2 separate regions of the Homo sapiens genome follow, and region 2 is linked to region 1. A link is a loop called in an ENCODE intact Hi-C map of the cell type or tissue named here. Cell type or tissue: testis. All regions are shown on one strand.

The links. Hi-C counts contacts between places; a loop is a spot of excess contacts. Peaks named below come from ENCODE experiments on the same cell type or tissue, not always from the same donor. Only the 100,000 strongest peaks of a DNase experiment are listed, where the experiment ranks them.
Region 2: it touches region 1 in a loop (4-fold over the local background); 82 of 110 quality-filtered maps call a loop at or near these places.

The regions. Positions count from the first base shown.
Region 1 is chr10:124,733,184-124,741,183 of GRCh38, reverse strand. The region is part of intron 1 of FAM53B (family with sequence similarity 53 member B); the gene reads left to right. Among named protein-coding and RNA genes, the nearest start is that of FAM53B, 7.2 kb to the left of the region's middle. RefSeq lists enhancers at 7,632-7,711, 7,777-8,000. In testis, no CTCF peak of the experiment used is centred here; DNase peaks (open chromatin) are centred at 286, 4,353, 4,563, 7,803 and 1 weaker place; H3K27ac peaks cover 7,823 bases.
Region 2 is chr10:124,620,973-124,628,972 of GRCh38, reverse strand. It overlaps FAM53B (family with sequence similarity 53 member B), which reads left to right. Exons shown (of 5, transcript NM_014661.4): 5 at 5,369-8,000. The coding sequence ends at 5,731. Among named protein-coding and RNA genes, the nearest start is that of FAM53B-AS1, 79 kb to the left of the region's middle. RefSeq lists enhancers at 1,038-1,993, 1,994-2,949, 2,950-3,905, 6,782-7,282. In testis, no CTCF peak of the experiment used is centred here; DNase peaks (open chromatin) are centred at 946, 3,052 and 7,154; H3K27ac peaks cover 5,472 bases.

The DNA.
Region 1 (8,000 bases):
ATTTGTTATGTAATATGCTGATAATACAAGTTTCGGTTTTCGATGGAAACCAGATGTGGAGGGACTCTCTTTAATTGATCCAGCAAGGGGAAGACTAATAGATGAACTAGTCCTTGCAAACCCCAGTGGTGTTTTGATTTAACTTTAGGGGAGAATCCCGAGCTCAGGGCTTTGGAGAGGTTTTTACCCTCAGCTTCTGCTTTGCTGCAGCTGTCCTTTTTGTCAGACTCTTCCTCTTTTGAAAGAACCGGTTCGTTGCCAACACAAAGCACATGGCCGGAGCTGGCGGGGCTCAGCGAAGCTTAGCTCTGCTGGACTCTCCTCCTCCTTGCCTCGTCCGGCTGCTACCCTCCCCTCCACGCCACAAAACAGGGTCTGGCCAGGGGACTTGGGTGCTGGGAGGAGTGTTGATTGTTCTCCCTCAACTCCTTTCTGAAATGTCAGTCTGATCATCCAGGGAGAGTTTCTGTTTAAACTTGTCCAACGGATACACTTTCCAAAAATCATTGACTCTCTTTCTCTGATTAATTTGTTTGTTTCCTGCCTAAGTTTGAGGGTTTTTTCTGGATGGCTGAGTCACCTTTATTATGGCTCAAGGTTGGGGACGGCACTGTAATAGCTGACCCCATTAACAGCAGTTTCATTGCCTGCCTGGATGTGAACTTTGGAAACAAACCCAGAGGCTTAGATATGCTGATGTACCCTGAGACTTGCTTAGAAAATTTTTGTTGTAGCGCAGTTTACATTAACATGATTAATGACTGCGCCACTGAAAAGTCCATATTCAAAAGCAATTTACCGTTCCCTAGGGTTCTTCTTACAGTGAAGTATTTTTCTTTGCCAAACAACTTTGTTTTAAGGTAACTTCTTTGATGCTTAATCCAAACCTCCTGTGCACAGCGTTTTGGGGCAAGATTTGGGCTTCGTGTATTGCGGGTTGTGGTTTTGGTGGTGCCTGTCTTAACCTCACCGAACTTAGGTCAGGGAGAACTCGGATTCTTATCTAAGAAAGTTCTCTGAGATCCTGAGCAACAGAGTGCTGTGCTGGCTAGGATGGGAGGAAATCTTCCAGAGGAAACTTGGCTTCTGGGTGTCTTGGAGTGATGCGAGGAGGCTGGAGCTGAAGATTTTATTTTCTTTCCCCTCACAGTGATTGGAGATACTTGAGCTTTTCTGAAAAATAGAGACGTCCTTGGGTTTTTCTTGTCGTTTTTTTTGTTTGTTTGTTTTTTTGTTAAATGTGGGTTGATTGAGAGGGGGAAATGCTGATGGGTGGATCTGAAAGCAGCCTTAGGAACCCGAGAAAATAAAAACACGTTTGAAGGACTCTGGAAGATTTTGCATTTCAAAGGGTCTACCTTGTAGAATTTCACATCACGTCAGGGGTTACAGAGGAGTGTGACAGGCACCCCCGCTTTAATGGTTCTCCGTCTCTCCTGCTGTGGGGGCTGCACGGGGAAGCTGGCTTTTGCATGGGGGATGGGGGACAGCTTGGCCAGACCACGCTGGACTATCATGGAGACCACATTGCCTCTTGGGCATCTGTAAGTCTCGGGAAGGACTTTTTTCACGGTGCCAGTCTCAGGAGGGTGAAAGCAAATCATGTTCGTAAACAGCCCATTTGACCTCAGAACGCAGTGGCAGGCTAACTCCTGACTTCTCCACTCACTCTTTTTGTTCTCTTGTTAAACAAAGAAACAGATTCTTCCCCTGCGCTAGTATAATATGATTCCCAAGGATTTAGCTGAAATGGGTGCAGATTGTTCAAAGAATAATGGCAGCACCCACTGGTTGTTGAAGGCCCACCCTGGGCCCTGGGCTTTGTATACACTCTCTAATTCTCAAAGCAAACCTGCAGTTACAGCTGAGGCTCAGAGAGGCCAAGTAACTGGCCCAAGGCCACATAGCCGGAAGGCAGAAAGCCAGGAAGGAGCTCTATTCCTTCAGAGCCTGGTTGCTTTCCATATGCCCTGCTGTGTGTTCATATGATAGAGGCACTGGGTTCTGTTTTATCTCAAAGCAGAAATTTTGTTTAGTCTTGTTAACACCACAGAGAAACCTAGAACTTTTAACTGCCTTTTCCCCTCCTCTCCCCTCTGCTATGGCTGTGTGTTTTTTTGTTTTTTGTTTTTTTTTTTTTGTTTTTTGGAGTGATTGGAATCTGTATGTACTGTAGGACCAAAGGCAGTGAGTGCCATAGTTTGGGAGGCTGAGATGTTTTGCTTCAATCTCAGAAAAGGCAGATTCACAAGAAAACATTTCCAGTGACCTTCTGGGGGAAACAGGAAGTAAACCTGGCAGCCCACTGGAAACACCACCATTTATTCAGATTCCATTTTCCATTCAGAGAGATTCTTAAAAGTGTTTCCAACTTTTTTTTCTTTTTGCATTTGTAATTCAGATGTCTCAAAGTAAATTATGATGTGGTGGTTGCCACTCCAGGTCTGTACAATATCATATTTTGTTTACGTGCCTAAAGTAATCAAGTAACTGAACACAATTGTATATCCTCCAGTGTGACTGAACTTGGTACGCCCCAGCCAGGGCTGGGCAGCGGCCCTGCATTCTGTCTCAGACAGATGGTTCTTTGCAGGTTGCTTCTCGGGGGGGTGTGAGTGTGCGTGTGTTTTGAAGGAAGAATAAGGAGACCCATCTCTAGCAAGGCCTGCCTGGCCAGGCATGCTGTCCTTTCTGCCCCTGAAGAGTTTGTAGGAGCGTGCTGGGGCCCCTGTGCTCTGAACTTCTAGAAGCTAGAGTAAAGTAATGGTTCTGAATATTGGCTGCACATTAGAGTCACCTGGGAAGGTTGGAAAAAAAAAAAAATCCAGATGCCCAGGCTGCATTCAGGCCCAATTACATCACAATCTTGGAGAGGGGGGCAGCAACCCAGCATTGGTATCTTTAAAGTTCCTGAGTCGATTCTCTTGTGCATCCAAGACTGAGGAGTGAGGGCTGTAATAGACCCCATGCATACCTACGGGTCGGTTCCTTAGTTTCCCTATTCCTTAGCAGGAGATTGGGGGCTTTCGTATTCGGGAGCGGAGCAAACCTATTGGCATTTGCTGCTGCTGCTGCTGCTGCTCTGTCTTGGTGAAGTGGCATCTGAAGGGCACCCATCCCTAGGGGAAGTGTCTGCTGTGGGCATCATCGAGGTCATTTCTGTTTCTGCTGGGCCAAGATTCAGCACAGTCCCTTTGAACCACCTTCTTTCCAGATTGAAGGGGGCAGATTTTACTCAGGCTGTGGTTTCAGGGCAGTTCTCATGCAGGCCCTGCCTCCCCACAGTCCTAGTGGTCTTGTTCTTTCTGGGGATTTGGCATACCGTGTGCCCCTGGGGCTCAGGGGAGGAAAGATGCAGTTAGGTTCCAGGGCATATCCTGGCAACTCCCAGTGAGTGGTGAGTCTTTTTCACCCAGGTTTGCAGTGAATGTCACTCTGTCAGCTCAGAGCCTGTCTTCCTGTGAACATACTCAGGATTACATTTCATAGAATTGTGTTTAGAATGGCCAGGGGGCTTGGAGAGTGAGAGCTTCTTGGGCCTGCTGATGTAACCTTCTGGAAGAGAAGTCCGATCCTTAAGAGGTGAGGTGACTCTCCCAGGGTCCCGTAGCCAGTTGTCAAAGGTGCAGACTCTGTCTCCTGAGTCCCTGCCCTACTGCTGTGTTCTCATGACGTGGAACCTTAATTCCTGCTTGCAAGACAGCCTGCTTTAGCGTAGACCAGCAGGTGAACTTGATCATTGCTCACAGAGTTCATTAGCCAAGTGAAACATGCTACCCATCCCCCGTCCCCACCCCCCAGTCCCAATGGAAGGTGCTGAAACCTTGTAAAGGTGAGCTTGCTGAAAAAGGTTTTGGCCTCTTTGCCAAAAGTGTGTCAGTCTGCCCGGCTGTGTTGTGGTGGTGGTGAGTAGTGAATAAGGGCTCTTCCCCCTGTGGGGAGTTGGGTTTGGGCCGAGTGAAGGGAGAAGAGGAGAATTGCTATTTTTCTCAGGGCTGCAATTTCCACATTCATTTAGCAGACATTGATTGGACATCTGCTGGGTGTCCAGTGTGGAGCCGGGCACTTTGCTTCATTAGTTCATTTAATCCTCAGCACAACCTGTGGCTCAGGGACTAGCCCGATTTCATTGCTGAAGACATGCTGCCTGCAGAAATCACTCACCCCAGGTTGGGATTTGAACTTGGCCCAGCTGACCTCAGCCCTGTATTCTTTCTACCACACCCTGCTGCTTTTCCATCCAGTGCTCACCAGGGGAGGAGAGTTCCTGCTGTAAGACACGTGCATTGCCCAGTGGGCGTTCCCTGGCAACTCCTGCCTGGGTGCCATGCTGCAGCTTCTAGGAGGGGGCGTGGGTGGGCCCTCGAGCTCCTGGATAGCTGGGTTTGTACAGGTCCTGTCTGGGGCCGCTGTGTGTCCTGGCAGCTGGACTGTGCCTTGTGCAGGAGAGGCGGCTTATGCAGGTTCCAGTTGCTGCTGCCTGCCCCCACCCCGTGGAGGCCACCCTCCCTCCCAGGCTGCCCTCTGGCTGAAGCCTGAAGCACCCTGACAGACAAAGCCCAGCTGGGAGAGGCCTCGGCCCTGCCTGGAATTCCCCTTGCTCTGGCATTGGCCTTGGCCATGGGCCTGGGAGCAGAGGGAGGTTCTGTCCGCTGGCTGGGAGCAGCTTCTCTGCATGTTTGGAAGTGGAAAGACTAAGTTCTCTGCAGCTGGGTGTCTCCATGATCTGGGTGAGGAGAAGGAGCCTGGCTCCTGAGCCCGGGGGAAAAGAGGTCTGTGGTTTTGAGTCTCCAGAAGGAGTGCAGGATGCGGGGAAGCCCCTCTGTGGCATGATCCTGGGGACCGGGCCGTAGGAACCGCTCTCCCCTGTAATCCCTTTGGCAGTCAAACGATTCAGTTTCCTGGCTGGAAGGTAGTGGGCACAGACTGCCTACTTGCTGGACCTAATTTGCCCTGTAACCCTCACTGGGCCTCTGATTTCTCACCTTGCTGGTCCTGCCACCCAGCGTTTTTAGGAAGATCAGTTTAGAGCTTGTTTGAGAAGCCCCTTGCAATGGGCGTAGTGCCTTGCAGAGCAGTGCCAGGTAGGAGATGAGTGTGACTGGGCAGGCAGGGGTTCTGCTGCAAAGCCCATGGTCGGCTGCATGCCACCTAGGTGCTTCTTGTGGCTGCAGGAAGAATGGGACTGTTTGGCGTCACAGAGGAACTTTGGGCAGAGTCTAGGTGAAACCCAATTCTGTATCATCGAGGGCAAAAGTAGCATTCAGCTTTGGAATCAGAAGCCTGGGTTCAAATCCTAGGTCTGCCCTTTGCCCGCCATGCCATGTGCCTTTGAGCAGGCGACTGTCTCTCTGGCCCCCATTCCTTCTTCTGGAGTATGGCAGTGCTGACAGCACCCCCAGCCAGCCCATAGGTTCGGGGCCCTGAGTGAGACCACACCTGAGGACACTTAGAGCCCACCAGACATTAGTGAGTATCTCACGCAGCCTGTGGCAAGCGCGTGCTGTTGCGAGGACTGAAGGGAGGCTGGAAGGACATGAGTCAGGCAGGTTGCCCTGAGGAGGTCAGTCAGTGATGACAAGATACAGGACAGAGCAGAGGGGACTTCAACTGGAGTTGGGCTTGGCTGGACGGGTCAGGCTGGGGCGGATAGAGCCTTTTCTCCTCCAGCATCTTCCTCTCTCAGATAGCGTAGGGTTTTTTTCGGGAGGAAAAGTTGAAAGTATGCATTACAGTTTAGTTTGCAGTGTGTCTGTTACCAAGAGTTGAGACTGGTGAAATCTAAGTTTTCTCTCTAGGAAACGAAATCTTTTTTTACCAAAAGTGATTTACTTTTGCTCCTAAGCATAGAACGTTAAATGCATGTATGGGTCATGATGTGGCCTCACCGTCTTGGCTCTGCTGCCACCGACACTTCTGTGAATGAATTCTTTGGAAACCAAGGAATTAATGGCTGCATACCTACCTAGACTGAGAGTGAGGGGCCCACTTACCACCTTCTGGATTCTCTTTAGGTGCTTTGCAGTGGGCATCTTTGTTTTTTGTTCTTCCTCTCACGTTGGGGGAGCTGCCTTGGACACCTGGAGTCAGCGTCTTCCGGGTGCGGGTTATGTGGTTGCAGCTGGAGCGCCTGCCCCCAGCTCGGCCTGCGGTGTGATTCCGGCTGCTTCTAGATCCCTTTGCCACCTGAACCTGACCTCAGTCTGCAGGAGCAAGAGCTCATCTAAGCTTGCTGAAGCTTTGAAAGGAGCCCTTGGCTTGGAGGACAGAGGGAAGGGTCCAGGCTGTGCCGCTTGGCTTCTGTTGGTGCAGGCCTCTGACTCCTGACACGCCTATTCCCTGGGTCTGGTGAGCATCGCGCCTCATGAGTCTGGGGCTGGCTGGCATCCTGTGGGGTGAACAGGATGGACAGTCTTGACTCATGAGATTTCCTGCTGCACTTTGGGTAGCTTTGAGGGACACCCCTTTGTATGGAGTGTGAAGACTCATGCTGTTCACTAGGTTCTGGGAGGGGGCCCTGACTCCAGACTGTGACAGCCCCTCCCCTCTGGTGCTGGCCCTAGAGCGTCCTTTCCAGAGGACCCACCAAGGTGGCTGGGCATGGGTGGCCTTGAAGCAGACCTGCTAGGACAATGAGATCCTGAAGCTTTGTGAGCGAGGGCTGCATAAGGGAGGTCTCTGAGGTGTCTCGGCTGCCTCTGGTCTCATGGATGTGACAGAACTCATCTGCCAGGTGGAGCGTGTCATCCTCACCCACTGTGTCCTCCTTGGGTGTGTCACTGTTCCTGTGATGAGCACAAAACATACCTGCCATGGTGGTGGCCCCCAGGCTCAGTGCAGTTCAATCAATGTGGAGTAACAGCTACTATGTGTGTCAGACAAGTCGTCAGGCCCTGAGGAATTCAGAGATGGATCTACCGAATGTCTGATTTTAGGGAGCTCATAGCTCGTATTATGGACAGTCAGACTGCAGGTTTTTATTGAGGTTCTACTATGTGCTAGACACAGTGTAATAAATGAATGAAAGTGTGTTTACACAAGGTACTGGTGAGTTACACCGTCCTCTGGAAGTCATAGAAAGTCTCTCTAACTGAGCTGAAGAGAGGAGGGCAGGGAAGGCTTCCTGGAGGGGGTGACAGCTGACCTGAGTCTTGAAGAATGAGCAGGAGTTTAGACAGATGAAGAACGGGGAGGAGGAGACATTCGAGACCAGGAGAGCAGGTGTCCCCAGTCACAGCACCATGGGACTGTGTCAGGGAATCTGGGAGACCTGGAGCCTGAGTGAGACGAGTGTAGATTTCAGAGGGGAGCGGAGCTGATCTAGGTCAGGATGGCAGTAAAGGGAAGGGCGAAGGGCTGGGAGAAAGCCCACCTTCGGGGTGACACTGCCCAGGGGCCCAGCCTTTTGACCTTGGAGTGACCTTCCTGGAGAAGCATGAGACTAGCCTCTGAGAATTTTCATCAAGTGCCGCCTTGGCCAGAGTGATGTGGTCTTTGTTTATTTTTAGACAAAACTCTCGCATTTAGCAGGCGCCCTTGGGATTCCCAAGAGCTTCCAGAACTTCTTGTCTGTGCTGCGCTGGAACTAAAGAAGTCAAAGTTCTGGCGTTGTGTGAGTTGAAACAGTCTGATTCAGTGTAAAACTACCTTTTTTTTTTCTTTAAAGGGAAAAACAGGCACCTAACCGTGTTGGTGCGATGGAAGAGGGAGCTTCGGTGCCCCCTGGGCTCTGTCATAGCCTGTTCTCACTAGTGTTCTCAAAGGCAGGGGGAAGCTGCTGACACAGACACTCGAGAATGGCGGGCCTGAGTCACCTGACTCTTGGCGGCCAGTGCGCCTGAGGCCTCCACCGCCCTCAGATGCCAGCCCAGATTCCAGGCCCCGTTGACTGTGTGGCATGTGACCTGGGCCCAGAAGAGGAGAATTAAGAAAAATACTGAACCTGTGCAGAGGTGGAGGCGGAACTGCAGTTAGCAGCCCATCTTAGCTTTGGGGGGTGT
Region 2 (8,000 bases), 110 kb after region 1:
GACACAGAGAGGGATGCTCCCAGCAAGAACCTTCAGGGAGGCGAGGGAAGCCCATGAACTGCAGAGGCCCAGGAAAGAGGTGGGCTCAGCTGAAGTCGCTTCTCAGCCTGGTGCTTTGGGAGCTGCGAAGTGTGACTAGCACGTGGGACTTGATCCCGCCCAAGAGGAGGGACAGCTCCTGTCCCTGCACCTGTTGGTCATTGGCTGGGGGTGACCCCAAAGGGAAAGGGTAACCTCCTTCCTATCCTAGATCTCCCAGCCCAGAGTAGTTCCGGAAGGGGCAGCCATGAACTGTCAGAGCCAACACTCACAGCAGTGGAGAGTGGGCACTGCTGTGGGTTTGGGACTCCAGGTGGGACACCAGCAGCCTGGCTTTCCTCTTAGGATCCTTGCAGTGGCCCTGTGAAGCAGCCTGGCCAGAGACAGCAGTTCTGCTTCCCAGGGGAGGAAACGGGAAGTGAGGCCACTTGGCCAGTGGAGGATCTCAGTGCCTCCAGCTGCAGAGTCTAGTTTCCCACTCTCCTCTCCGGAACCCTCCAGGTTCAGTGGAGAGCCAGGGCCCAGGGGGTGAGAATACCGCAGCCTCCTTCGGAGGAGGCAACCGGGACAAAGGGGAGTGGTCACTATCTGCTCCCAGACATATCACCTGACCAGCCAGCTTTGTCTTTGTCACCGGATGCCCACTCCTGCATGTGGGGCCGTAGCTCATGAGTTCTAGGGACAGCAGTCCCTAGACAAATGCTGGGGCTGTTTCCCCCTCCACTCCCCAGGCCTTGCCCTTCGGAGCCCAGAGTGGGTTCTGGGTCACTACTGATAAAACATGTGGTTTAGTTCAGCTCAGGAGATGTTTCTAGCGTCTCTATTACGTGTTCACCCTGCTGGCCCAGGAACAGCAGCACCTGGGAGAGGGAATGAGCTTGTTGGGCTGAGGCTGGACGGAGTGAGTAGCAGTCTGCCTGGCAGCAGTACAGAGCTGATATGTTGAGTTGATGAGTTTCCTGAGGCAGGTCTGTATTTCAGCTTGTACCTAGAAGGCAAGGACCAGGCCACCTTTGTCTGTATCCCCGTGGACTCAGGAGAAAGTATGGGAATAAATATCTGCACAGAACAGCCCTGCAGAAGAGGGGTCATTGCTCCAAGCTGGGAAGCCCTAGGGAGGCCGGCTGGGGCAGGCTGAGCAGGAAACCCCAGCTGGGGCCAGCGGGAATGGCCAGGGCCTCTTTGGTGGCTAGAGCTGAGGTCTAGGGGGTCTGATGGAAAAGGCAGGGCCTCCATCCCAAAGTTGCCTCTCTAGCAGGCTGCTGTGGTCTGCCTTTTGCAGACTCTAGGAGTAGGTCTTGATCCATGTCCCTGGCCACTAGCCTGAGGCCATAGGGACAGTTCCCACTGAGCTTTTTACCTGGGCAGGCCTGTTCCAGAGTAGGTGGCCCAGCCCAGGGCTGGGGCTGGATGTCAAGAGAGCAGAAGTCGACGGGCTGGGGGACAGTTGGTCCTGGAGCAGCACTTTCACCTTGGAATAATGTGTTCATGCAGCACTTTGAACTTAGCCATTTTGCGGCTTTTTGCAGACATTTTTGAGGGCACACAGGCCTCCAGGCTTCCAACTTGCCTGTGCAGTGTTCTTCCATGGGGTAGCTAGAGCTGCTAGGAGACTCTGGGGCGGGACCTTGCCCCGGGGCATGGAGGGCACAGGGCAGCTGCAGGGCCTGGGTGTGGCACACCCTGGGTGTCTGCATGGGGGTTGCTCACGAGGGATGGGGCTCTGGGCAGAACACACACCGCCCCATTGTGGCAGTCACATTCCTTCCTGACAGGTGGGGCTCGCCACCAGCTGGGGCAAACAGTGGGTGGTTCTTGGCTTTCTTTTACTGTGGCTGAAATGGCTGTTTTGAGTCAACGGAATTCTCAAGGTTTCGCTGGCTTTGTGGCCAGGAAGCAGGTATATTTGAAGAATACTGGAGACTCAGTGGCATTCTGGGGTTTGCTTGTGACGAGATTCACCAGCCCTTCCTTGTAGACTCCCCCTGCTTCACAGCAGAAAGGGCCCAATTAGTCCAGATAGCCCTGAACACCCTGACTCGGCAGGCAGGCTGGCTGCAGCCCAGAGGTGGAAGAGTTGCCTGGCGCCGTGATGCCCATGTGGATGGAGTCTGCCTCTGTATTGCCTGTCTGACCTCAGCCCCTTCCAGGGCGCAGTGAGGCAAAAGCCACACGTCTGTGAAAGGTCTAGCTAATGGGTCTCCAGTGCCCGTGCCTGGCTATGGCTAATGCATAAAGTGTCTTACTTTGTTTGGGCTGCTGTGACAAAGATGCCTTAGACTGGGGAACGTATAAACCGCAGAAATGTATTTCTTAGTTAGAAGCTGGGAAGTCCAAGATCCAGGTGCCAACAGGATCGGGGTCTTGTGAGGGCCTGCTCTTCATAGTTGGCACTTTCTCACATCCTTGTCTGGCTGGAGAGGCACCTGCGCTCCCTCCAGTCTCTGTTATGGGCCCTCATCCCATCTGTGAAGGCCCCTACATGACCTCATCACCTCCCAGAGGCCCCACCTTTTGCACTGAGGAATGGTGGGGGGGGGGGGGGCACAAATTTCGACCGTAGCACCACGGTTAGTGCCGAGACCCACACAATCATGGTGGCCATAAGTTAGGCACCCCCGCTACCTGCGCCTTATGCCAGAGGAGGTCAGTGGGAAGCTCCGAGCAGGACCGAGAGGGTGAGCACAGACAAGCGCTGTGCGGCGTCTGTCCGATTGCGCAGGCTGCGCTCCTGCTGCGTTCACGTGCGAGGCCACAGAAAACACTCGCAGCAGGCCACGCCCCAGGCCCCTCACATGACAGCTCGCAGAAAACGCTGGCACGCGTTCGGGCGTCAGGCACACGCATCTCAACAGATGTGGCTGACACCCAAGGCAGTCGGCCTCAGTGCCCTGTCACCCACCTAGAACCTGTTCACAGCATGTCATCCGGGCTGCTCTGGCCTTGACTGGACATGATTATTTATCCTTACACACCGTGGCTGCTCTACAGGCCAAGAAACAGGCTGCTCAGCCAGGGTCAGGAGAAGGTGGGTCAGGCTCCCCGGGGACCTCAGGCCCTGACGCATCCTGGCCTCACCCTAGGCCTCCTCTGTCGGGGCAGCCTGGCTCAGCAGAGCCCGGGACACACGGCTGAGGCCACCCAGGCTGGGCCATCTTGCCCCTGTTTTGTGCCCCCTACTCAGTTCTCCTTCTGTCCTGGCTCAGGTCTAGGCCAGTCAAGAGGGTGGCTGAGAAGCAGGAGGAGCCTCAGAGACCCTCCCCTCGAAAGCACTGGGGCTTCCACCTCACAAGCGGCAGGTTCGCTTTGGGAGCTGCTGGTCCATCGCCCAGGCCTGGCCAGGGGCAGGCGAGGATCCTGGTTGCCGATCCATCGTCCAGGCCTGGCCAGGAGCCGGTGAGGAACCTGGGGCTGTTGTGCAGGGGTCGCCGTCTCCAGCTCTCTGCCGTGGTGAGGGGATTGTGCTGTGTGCACACCACCGGGCTGCATCGAATCCCACCATGGCCCAGAGGGTGGACCTGTGGCTCCTTGGGGGGCCAGCATCTCCAGTCTAATGGGTGCCCCTGCCACTCTCCTGAGTTCCCGTGCAGAGCTCCCCCCAACACCTCAGCCTTCACCTTTCTCAGTTAATCAAAAGATTCCAAAAAAAGCAAACCCATCAGAACGGCTTCCTCCACCGAGTGTTCAGGAACAATGAGCGTGCCCATGGCAGGCACATATACCTTCCTCCAGAGAGAGCGCCTTTTATTTCCCATCCGCTGAGGCTGGTTCAACAGCTTGTTGGCTGTGACAGCCAGTGATCACCTGTATTTCAAAGAGACACACAAACACTGCAGCCTTTGAAAGAATCAGGCCCTCGGGACAGGTCTGTGGTCTTGGCGTCAGCAGGCGTGCGGCGAGGGAGGCGGCGGGTGCTCCAAGGCCCTGCTTTGCTTCCCCAGTCCCCACCCATCTGCTGGGAAGAAACTAAAGGCTGGAATTCCCCCCTGCCCTCTGTGCGCAGCTCTTCCCTCGCTCCCCTCTGCTATTCGACCTCGTTGCTGCAGTCCGGTTGGGGATATCCAGGACTGCGCCGGGAGTGCCCCTCACTGTCTCAGCCTCTGTCCTGTCTGTGGCATGTGCATCATTCTGAGGAGAAGGCTGGATTTTGTGCTCTGCCCTGGGAGCAGGTGTTGAACTGCACCCACTTGTGCACAGTGTCAGCCCTACCCCCATCGCTGGCAGCTGACGCCAAGCAGAACTGGCCTGCGTACCCTTGAAATCCTGTTCAAGCTCTGCCTGCCGCTCGGGCAGGCCCCAGGCTGCCTCCTGCCCCAGGCCAGCCTGGGAGCACACTTGGTGCCTGGGAGCACACAGAGGGAGCACACTTGGTGAGCGGAGAAGCTTCTGCGCAGCCTACTCTCTCTCTGGGGCCTCAAAGGGCCCAGCAAGGCAGGCAGGGAGCATCATGCACCTCTTCCAGATGAGGCCCCCAGCTGGCGAGCACCAGAACCTGGAGCCTGGCCCCTCCTCAGCAGATCAGACCTCCCAGTCCCCAGCACCTGTGGAGGGCACAGGACCACTCCCTTCTAGAGACTCTGTGTCTCCAGGTGAGGCCGAGAACTCATGTTTCCCCAGCTCCCTGCATGGCTCTGTTACACACCAGGCTCAGGACTTCAGCTCGGCCCCTTCTAGCCTGCGGCTCCCGCTCTGGTTGTGGAGAGTGGGTAGAGCGGGCGTCGTGTCGCCCTGTGTGGGGCAGTTACAGCCTGGGCTTCCTCCAAGTCAGATCCCTTCTCAAGGGAAGTATCGCGGCGCGTCAGTTATGTTTGCATAGAGGTCCCTGCTTGAAAAACATTGATTTCACCACCATTGTAGGGTGTTTGGGTTACTCTCTTCTTTTCCATTTAACGGTATGTTGCCAAATTTTTACACACATCTTAGAATGTTTTCTTAAGATAAAAATCCAAGTAGTGAAATTACCTGATCAAGGAATTGGATATATTTTCCCCAGGTTGCGCTTCAGAAAGGCTGTGGACGAAGTGTTAGGAGCATTCCTGTTTCACCGCAGCCCCCCAGAACTGGGTCTGCATCAAATTTGTGTGCTTTGCCGAGTTAGTAGGTGAATAGTGGAATTGCGCGTGTCTTTATGAGCACAGAGCGCTCATTGGCCGGAGGTGCATCTTCATGAGTACGTTGCTCATGGGCCCGTCCTTGCCTGGATAGGAGGAACCCGGGACTTGATTGGTCTTGCCACAGCCTGGTGGTCTAGTTGCTTTGTGGGGTGTGCAGTCCTGGGGCTGCGGGAGGGGAGTAACCCTTAGTAACCTGTGTGTCTGCCCCTCCACAGAACTGTCAGACCTTCAGCAGCCTCAGCTGCCTGAGCGCAGGGACAGAGGACTGCGGTCCCCAGAGCCCCTTCGCCCGCCACGTCAGCAACACCAGGGCCTGGACCGCCCTGCTCTCAGCCTCCGGCCCAGGGGGCAGGACCCCCGCTGGGACCCCGGTCCCTGAGCCTCTTCCCCCTTCCTTCGACGACCACCTCGCCTGCCAGGAGGACCTGTCCTGTGAGGAGTCAGACAGCTGCGCCCTGGACGAGGATTGTGGCAGGAGAGCGGAGCCGGCTGCAGCCTGGCGGGACCGCGGGGCCCCTGGGAACAGCCTCTGCTCCCTGGACGGCGAGTTGGACATTGAGCAGATAGAGAAGAACTGAGGGGGTGTGGGCCCAGGCAGGGCTGGGGTGTGCTGGCATCGACAGCCCCCACTCTGGGCACTAGGTGGGCCCTTGAAGGGGAGCCCAACTCGTGGGCCTGATGAAAGCTTCCTGAGTGGTGTCGGGTCCCAGAGAGGGAGCCCACCTGCTGCCTGGGGGAGAGCCTGGCCTGGCCGCGTCATACAGCGGGTGTGTCAGCCTCTCACCGGCTCCCCGAGCGTGGCAGCCACCAGGTCCACAGAACTACTGCAGCCCAGAGGACAGCTTTGAAGTTTGCGTCTTTTCTGCCTCTTTCCCTGTGGGATGTTGGGCAGTCTCTGTTGTCCCCGGCAGAGCTGGGCACCGCTCTGTATCCCCCTGGTGGTGGGGGCTGTCAGGGAGGGCCTGGGGTGGGGGCCAGGGGCCATCTGCTATGTCAGGGCCCTTCTTGGCCTCACTCAGGTTCACTTCTGGGGAGTCGGCCCCGCAGCTTCTTTCACTCAGTTTTACTCCGTGCCTTCTCTCCCAGGTCTCCCTGCTTCAGGCTTGGGAAGGTTCGGGAGATGCTTCCTTCTGTAACACCAGAACCATTTGGCCTTAATTCCAATGTGAGAGACAGAATCCCTGGGGTGCTGGACTGGCCCTCCAGAGGGTAAGCCATGTCCGGAGTCTCGGGCCCAAGGAACGATTTGGAGGGTGCTTGTTAGGGCCTCCCGTGTTGGGTAGAAATTTGGTGGATCTGTTGGCTGAAAAGACGGACTTGCTTGCCTCTCCTACAGCATGGAGAGGCTGACCCCATGGCTCTGCCACCGTTGGGGCAGGGTTAGCAGATGGCAGCCCTTCTCTGTGGCTGACAGGTCACTGAGTGATAAGCATGGTTGGTTCCGGTGAGTGTAGGGATGGCACGATACCAGGGCAGCCTCTTGAAAACGGCCTCGGGAGACGGGAGCTGCGAGCAGGTGGGCAGATGAGGGCCCTATGCGCACTCAGGGGTGAAGGGCGTCCGCTGGCCACTCTGCAGGGGCCCCTGCAGGATTCCAGGCACCTCCCGTTTGTCCTTGAGGACTGCTGGCTGTAACCAGGGCACATCACCCACCTCAAGACAAGCCCACGCCCTTGTCAGCTTAGGGGGAGCCCAGTCCTGAGGGCTGCATCTCTGTTGTAGGCCCAGCCACCGGCACAAAGCTGGATTCATGCTCCCTGCCCCTACCCCACCCTGGCTCCTCACCCTGGGGCATCCGAGGAGCCTAGCCCCCTGAGGGTTTGCTCTCCTCTCAAGGTTTGTAGCTCCTCTCCGGCTGCCTTGCAGACACCACCACATGGGCTCTGCTCTATGGGAATCTGGCTTTTAGCGAATGTGGCGTCTTCTGCAAACAATAGCAATTGGGCTGGCTTAGGAGCAAGTGGCTCATTTTCCCATAAGGCTAAAAATAACTGGTGCGCTCCCTTGTGTTGGCTGACACGCGCGTTCAAAGCACTTTTGTAGTCACTTTGCTTTTGCTCGTCTTCATGGACGAGTGAACGCCTCGCTTCTGCAGGTTGAGTCCAGATGCTTCTCACCTTCTTTCTCCTCAAGAAAGATGCTTTTTGGGAAACGTTGTTTAAATCTTATTTTTTTACTACATCAAAAGGATGGTGGTTCAAGTTCCCAATATGTGGGTGGCACTTCTTAAAAATCAGCTTTAAGGAGCTGGCAGAAAGCCCCCAGCCCCACAGCCCTGAGAGATGGTGTTGCTAGCTCAGGTGGCTGACACATGGGGTATGCCGGGCACTGGGCAGGTCCCAGAGCCGGGGAACCAGCTCACCTCTGGTTGCTGTAGCTCCTGCCGGAGGCATGTCTACTTGTGATCCCGGACAGCCGAACCCAAGAGCTGGTGGCTCTGAGCAGACAGAGACATCTTGGCCTGTCCCTGCCTGGGGGTCATGGAGACCATGTCTTCTTAGAGCAAATGTGGAGGCGGCCAGGGCAGTTGTTGGGTGAATGTGGAGAGCACATGGCCATGTCTTGCCCCCGGAGTACCACTGGGCGTGGGGGGTCCTGGCACCACATGCCCGGTGTGGCCGAGGGCACACAGCCTCTATAGCAGGCCTTCCTGTGGAAGGCAGAGGCAGTGAGGGAGGTGGACGGTGCCAGCTGAGGCTGAGGCATGCAGCAGCCCCCAGCTACCTTTGCTTAGGGCTGGGGTGGGAGGCACATGGTGACAGGTATATGTCGTGGGACTGGGGTGTGGGTGACCTGCCCTCAAACCTTGCCTGCCACCTCCCCATTCAGGCCTGGTGGCAGGAAGGG